Linked DNA regions of Homo sapiens: region 2 is linked to region 1. The links are chromatin loops, found by intact Hi-C in ENCODE. Cell type or tissue: IMR-90. All regions are shown on one strand. Each heading gives the region's core, and the rest is flanking DNA. Links, peaks and the distances in the headings are about the cores only.

Region 1 (2,927 bases), core at 246-2,745:
ATTACTATGCTTCCAGATTGAAAATTCACACCCAAAATAAAATGAAATAACAGGCATGGTGAGGGTGGTGCCTACTACCATAGCACATGACATATAAGCCCCAGAGGGCCTTGGTGCATGTCCTGTCTTAGCAGTTTTACCCGAATCGGGTGTCTCTGTGCGCATCTGTGACAATTCATAATTTTGTCAATGAAGACTTAGTTTTTATGGGTACAAAAACATCTTACCTTAGAATTTTCTTCATGGTCTTAAAGTTTTTATATTATTAGCAAGAGTCTATACAAGTATCTTGTTGCAAAGAATGTTGTTAGGTGTACCATATATATATACACACATATATATATATGTATTCATAGGTGTATATATACTTATGAAAATCTAGAATTCACATATGACCTAAGGAGAGTATCAGCATAATTGTTTAAGAAATAGAACCTAAGTGAACTGAGTAAGTGTGAGGAAAGAAAATAGTTGTTAGAATTTGAGAACTCATCATGATTTTTTTTGTTTGTTTGGGGGAAGTTATATTTTTCACTTCTGTTTTTAATTTTGTTTATTTTTTGAGGCAAGGTCTTGTTCTGTCACCCACTCTAGAGTGCAGTGGCACGATCACAGTTCACTGCATCCTCAACCTCCTAGGCTCAAGTGATCCTCCCACCTCAGCCTCCTGAGTAGCTGGGACCACAGGCGCATGCCACTATACCCAGCTAATTTTTATGGGTTTTGTTTTGTAGACAAGGTTTCGCCATGTTGCTCATGCTGGCCTCAAACTCCTGGGCTCAAGCAATCTATGTGCCTTGGCCTCGCAAAGTGTTGGGATTACAGGTGTGACCCACCATGCCCGACCATATTTTTCACTTTTAAATATATTATTTGGGATATGAGAAAACATATTATTGAAATAGTTCTCCTCTGGTAGTTGACAGCTGATCTATATTTTATTCTTAAAGCCTTTAACCTATCTCTCTAAGGGACAAAAAGGGGATGTGTTAGATATATTTGGTTTGCTTAGAGAGGCAATGGAGCAAAGACTGGAGAAGAACAGTTGCATTTACAGCTAAATTTTAGAATCCATAAATAGCTCTTTCTGTAACAATTTTAAAGGGATTCCTGATTATCTGTAGGTCATCTTGTCTCAGCATGTCACCAAAATAGTCTTTTATTGTTTGCCTGAGTGCCTTAAATAATGGAAAAACAACCAGTACCTTTTAGAAAAAAAATTAACACTTTGATAGTGCATGTGTTGAGCTAAACATGCTTTTTCATAACTAATTATACCCTAAATCCATCTGACATTGGAAGTATGTGAGAATGTCCCTCCTCAAACAGAACCACAGGCTGTATTTGGCCATTGTCTGCTAAAGTAAGCTTGATTACACTTTGACAAGATATGACCTGAATCAAAGCACGAAATTGCTTGGGTTGAGATCTTATGTGTGTTTCTACCTACACCATCTCTATGAAGATGCTGTAATTCCTTCAGAATATTCTTAGATCTGTAATTCATTTTTTGAGTTACTTTGCTTTGGAAAGAATATAAAAAGTAATCTTGAGAAAAGCATAAATTCCTTCCCTTGACCTTATAAACAAACACGTTCCAAAACTTCCATACAGTCTAACTTTTAAACAAAAAATTCAGTAATTATGTTCCCTTTTTAAAACAACATTCTAAAGGCAGGGCTGTTTTAAGGATTTTTCTTCTAGTGACTGCCATCTACTGGTATAATGTTGTCAGTACACTTTAGGTAACGTGACAATTATGTTGCTATTGTTTTAATATATGGGCATATTTCTGAAAATTGAAGTACTTTGATTTGAAATATTAGTAATATGCACACTAATTTAAAATACAATTGTCCTGAGTGCTGTTTCAGATTTTTATATTCTTTGTGTGTCTGCAGTACTTCAAGAATAGTAGTTTTAATAAAATTATATTAAAAATATATTTCTAGCCAACTTTGAATCCTCTTTTTAAAGAATCTGAGACATTTGTTTAGTAAATACATTTACTGAGAACTCATTATATACCAGGCATGATGCTTAGAGATACAAAACACTCATAAACCCCTACCCTGTAGGAATTTACATTTTTATTATAATGGAATAAAATGGGTTTTTAAAAAATTCAGTCCAATTGCTTAAGTCTTTACCTTGGCTATCTACTCACTTCACAGGCATTCAAATATGACAGTGCAATTATGATATATATCTTATTTCTTCTCAGTGAATATCTTCCACTTGTGAAATGTATTTTTCCTGTAATAATCACCCTTCACCGCGTTCCTAAAATGTAGTTGGTACTTTGCAGCCTAGATATGTTAGAGTCAGGAGATTAGAACTAGCAAAAGTATTCAATATACTTGAGGGGCTGGGGAAGTTAGTCTATAACCCTTAAAAATGGAAATTATATTCTTATCTCTAATTCTCATTAAAGAAGTCCTGAAAAAGGGAAAAAGCAGTGCTGGATAGGCCTTGTATTTTGATCATTCTTTCTAATATAAGAAAATGTGCTCTAAATATTCCCCTGCTGAAGCCCCTGTACTTTTTCCTCCTTATCCTCAGGATAAAGTCTCGTTTGAGTATTAGATGCAACTCTTTTATGTTTGAGATCTTACTTGTTTCAATAACTTTATTTCCACTACTCTCCTCACCTCTTACTCTGTAATCCAACCACACTCAAATATCTGCATTTCCCAAAACATATTATGTTCGTTCTTATGCATGCTACCATCTGCCGTACTTTACCTAACTAAACTTGTATTTGTTACATAGACCATTTATGTAGACTTGTACTAAAAAGTGTTTTAACCCTCACCCCTACCCTGACCATTCTAAATCTGGATCTGGATCTGTTTTGTGTTTTCCCATGGAGTCTCCATTATAACAATATTCCTTCTCTCTCACTATTTTAATTTCCAGTTTGCCAG
Region 2 (2,927 bases), core at 331-2,830, 570 kb before region 1:
TACACATCACTCGAATGTGAGGAATAAATAGCTCCCTTAAAATATCAAACACATCATTTAAACTTACTCCCATCAATGATTTTAAATCTGTTGTCACACTTCAAACATTTGAATTGGAAAATTTAAGTAATAATATTATAAAATATTAAAGTCCACAAATTTCCAGAAGACTTGACATAGTTTCCAAAAATTTTAATTATGACAGAATTTATACCTTTTTAATTGGACTTTAAAATTACTCAGTAGACACCTTATCCCATTTGTGAATTTGTAATCCTGTCGCAAGAGACAATTGGATTGTGCCCTGAAGAGATATATGGTCAGACACAATTGTATACATTTTTAACACATTGACAATATTATTCTAAATTATCATGCATTTATCTGTATTCCACATACTTTTATTTTAGTCAATATGCAATTCAGTACTTATATTTCAAGGATAAAAAATTTGATCATATTTTTCTATATAATTGTTTAAATAAGTCTGATTAGGTTTATATTTCTATTAGAAAGCATATGTTTGAATAACAGAGCCAATATTATGTTTAATTTTTAATTGTAGGAAGTCATTTGTAGCCACTAAAGGTTGTTGCAATTTGTCTAAATAGCTGTACTACTTTCTTTCTTTTTTTTTTTTTTTTTTTTTTTGAGATGAAGTCTCGCTCTGTGGCCCAGGCTGGAGTGCAGTGGCACGATCTCAGCTCACTGCGGGCTCCGCCCCAGGTTCACGCCATTCTCTGCCTCAGCCTCCTGAGTAGCTAGGACTACAAAGGCCCACCACCTCGCCCAGCTAATTTTTTGTATTTTTTTAGTAAAGACAGGGTTTCACTGTGTTAGCCAGGATGGCCTCGATCTCCTGACCTCATGATCCGCCTGCCTCGGCCTCCCAAACTGCTGAGATTACAGGCGTGAGGCATCTCACCCGGCCTTAACTTTCATTTTAAATCAATTGTAACATCTGCCTGGTTTCCCAATACCATGAGTAAAATAAACACTTTATTTAACATATTGTTCATGCTTATATCTGCATGAGAGTCAGAATTTTACGTTTTATCTGAAAATTATTACTAACGGAATTTTCCAAACCAAGATTATTGTCATAAATTGTATTACCCAGAAGCAGATGCTGAGGTGGAGACTGGAGTATAAGATGTTTCTTAGAGAGTAATAGAAAAGTAAAGAGAGGAAGCAGAACTGGGCTGCAGAACGAGTGGAATTGCAAAGCAGTCCTGACTGCCTCTGCCAGGCCAGTTGTAGCCCATTAAAGAGTCCCATGCTAGCCGTCTACCTCGCCTGCCTTAGTCATGCGATGTGGGCTTCCCAGAAAAGGCTGTGACCTCAGCCAAGGAAGCTCCCTACCCCTAAGACAAATCCTGTATTCTCCTTCTTTCTCTTTCACACGTATAAATTTGCCTAAACGATGCCTGCAAGCCACCGCATAACCTTTGACTTGCACTTTTTGTGTGTTTCACAAAGCTGAGTGAACTAGCGAGTTAGCAGGAGTCCTCCTGGAAACTATTTCTACATGGGACTGCTAGGCCAGCAGTAACACAACTGCACTTGGAAATGACTGTAAAGCACATAAACACAAGCCCCTAATTCCATGCTCAGTGTATCGCCTTAAACAGATTCCAGAAATGCTTGTAGCCTCTGCCAAACCACAGGCACTAGCGAGTGTTAAATAGGAGAAGCAATGTTACTTATCCAATGGCAGTTTTTAAAAAAATCTTACATTTGCCAAAGTCACAAAAGCATATATCCATGTGAACACATGGCAAGGGCTCCGAAGGAGCTTACCCTGAAACTGAAGCATCATTTTCTTCATAGCAAATCTATTTCTAAGTATATGTATGAGTTCAGTGTCATAGGGGAGTACAGAAGATAGAGTGAGTAATGCCAGGAAAACTTTACCAAGGAGATGATATTTGCTCTTGCTAGGAAAAGAGGAGGCAGCAGGTAGAGAGAAAATACTGGACTTACAAATCAACAGGAAATACGTATAATGAGTGTAGCTTTAAAGATCTGGTTTGGATAAACATTCTAAATTTGAATGCTTATCTCAATCTCTAGATGTTTTCTGAAAACCAACTACATTTAGAAAATAGGAATGTAAATATTCTGAGAATGGATTCTTTCCTCTGTGAACTTTTGCCTGAAGAACAAACTTGCCTTGTTTCCCAGTGGGTATACAACAATAATCTGGGCTAGACTTCTCTTAAAGGAGACATAACAAGCTATCAGTAATATTCCATTTGTAATATTGATCAAATAAAACAGTGTATCTCTTTAATTCCTCTCCCAGACTCTCATTCCTTTACTGTTGTTGTTTCTTTACTTCTCATTCTCCCTTTTTTCTTTCATTTTTAATGCACCCCATTAAATAAAAATCCCAATTCTCCTCCCTTCCCACCCTTTCCTAATATGGCCTCTGGAAAACCTCCTTCAGTAAAGAAACTCCTATATGTCCTTTATGTCTTCCTGCCATAGCTTTGCCTTAATTGAGATCTGCTTCTTTTTCCTATTGAGAAAGATTTTTTTTTAGCTCTTAAATTTAGGGCAACGGTACACTTCATCATTCTAACTGGAAAATTTCAAAGAGTGAAAAGCGGGATGTTGGGGGGCAGTCTGTTTATCATAAGGCTGGGATCACAGGCATAAACCTAAACTGCCTGGGACAAGCCAAGATGTCTGTTACTCTACCTTAACCACAAACATGAAATTAGAGTTGGGTCAGAAAAAAAAGAAGTAAAGTTTCTTAAATCTCCATCGTCACTTCCAAAATATTTTTTCACTATTATTTGACAGTTCATCACCCAGATAACTGTATTGCCAGCCTAGCACAGGGGTCAGCAAGCTACAGCCTGCAGGCCACGCCTGTTTTTACAAATAAATTTTTATCTGAATACAGCCACAGTCTTCATTTG

Evidence for each region. Hi-C counts contacts between places; a loop is a spot of excess contacts. Peaks named below come from ENCODE experiments on the same cell type or tissue, not always from the same donor. Only the 100,000 strongest peaks of a DNase experiment are listed, where the experiment ranks them.
Region 2: it touches region 1 in a loop (2.7-fold over the local background); 5 of 110 quality-filtered maps call a loop at or near these places.

What each region holds. Positions count from the first base shown.
Region 1 is chr7:80,657,949-80,660,875 of GRCh38, forward strand. All of the region lies in intron 4 of CD36 (CD36 molecule (CD36 blood group)), which reads left to right. Among named protein-coding and RNA genes, the nearest start is that of CD36, 21 kb to the left of the region's middle. In IMR-90, for the core only: a CTCF peak has its summit at 1,719 (motif pointing left); a DNase peak (open chromatin) is centred at 1,693; H3K27ac peaks cover 377 bases.
Region 2 is chr7:80,085,943-80,088,869 of GRCh38, forward strand. No RefSeq gene overlaps it. Among named protein-coding and RNA genes, the nearest start is that of GNAI1, 47 kb to the right of the region's middle. In IMR-90, for the core only: no CTCF peak of the experiment used is centred there; a DNase peak (open chromatin) is centred at 1,619; H3K27ac peaks cover 1,666 bases.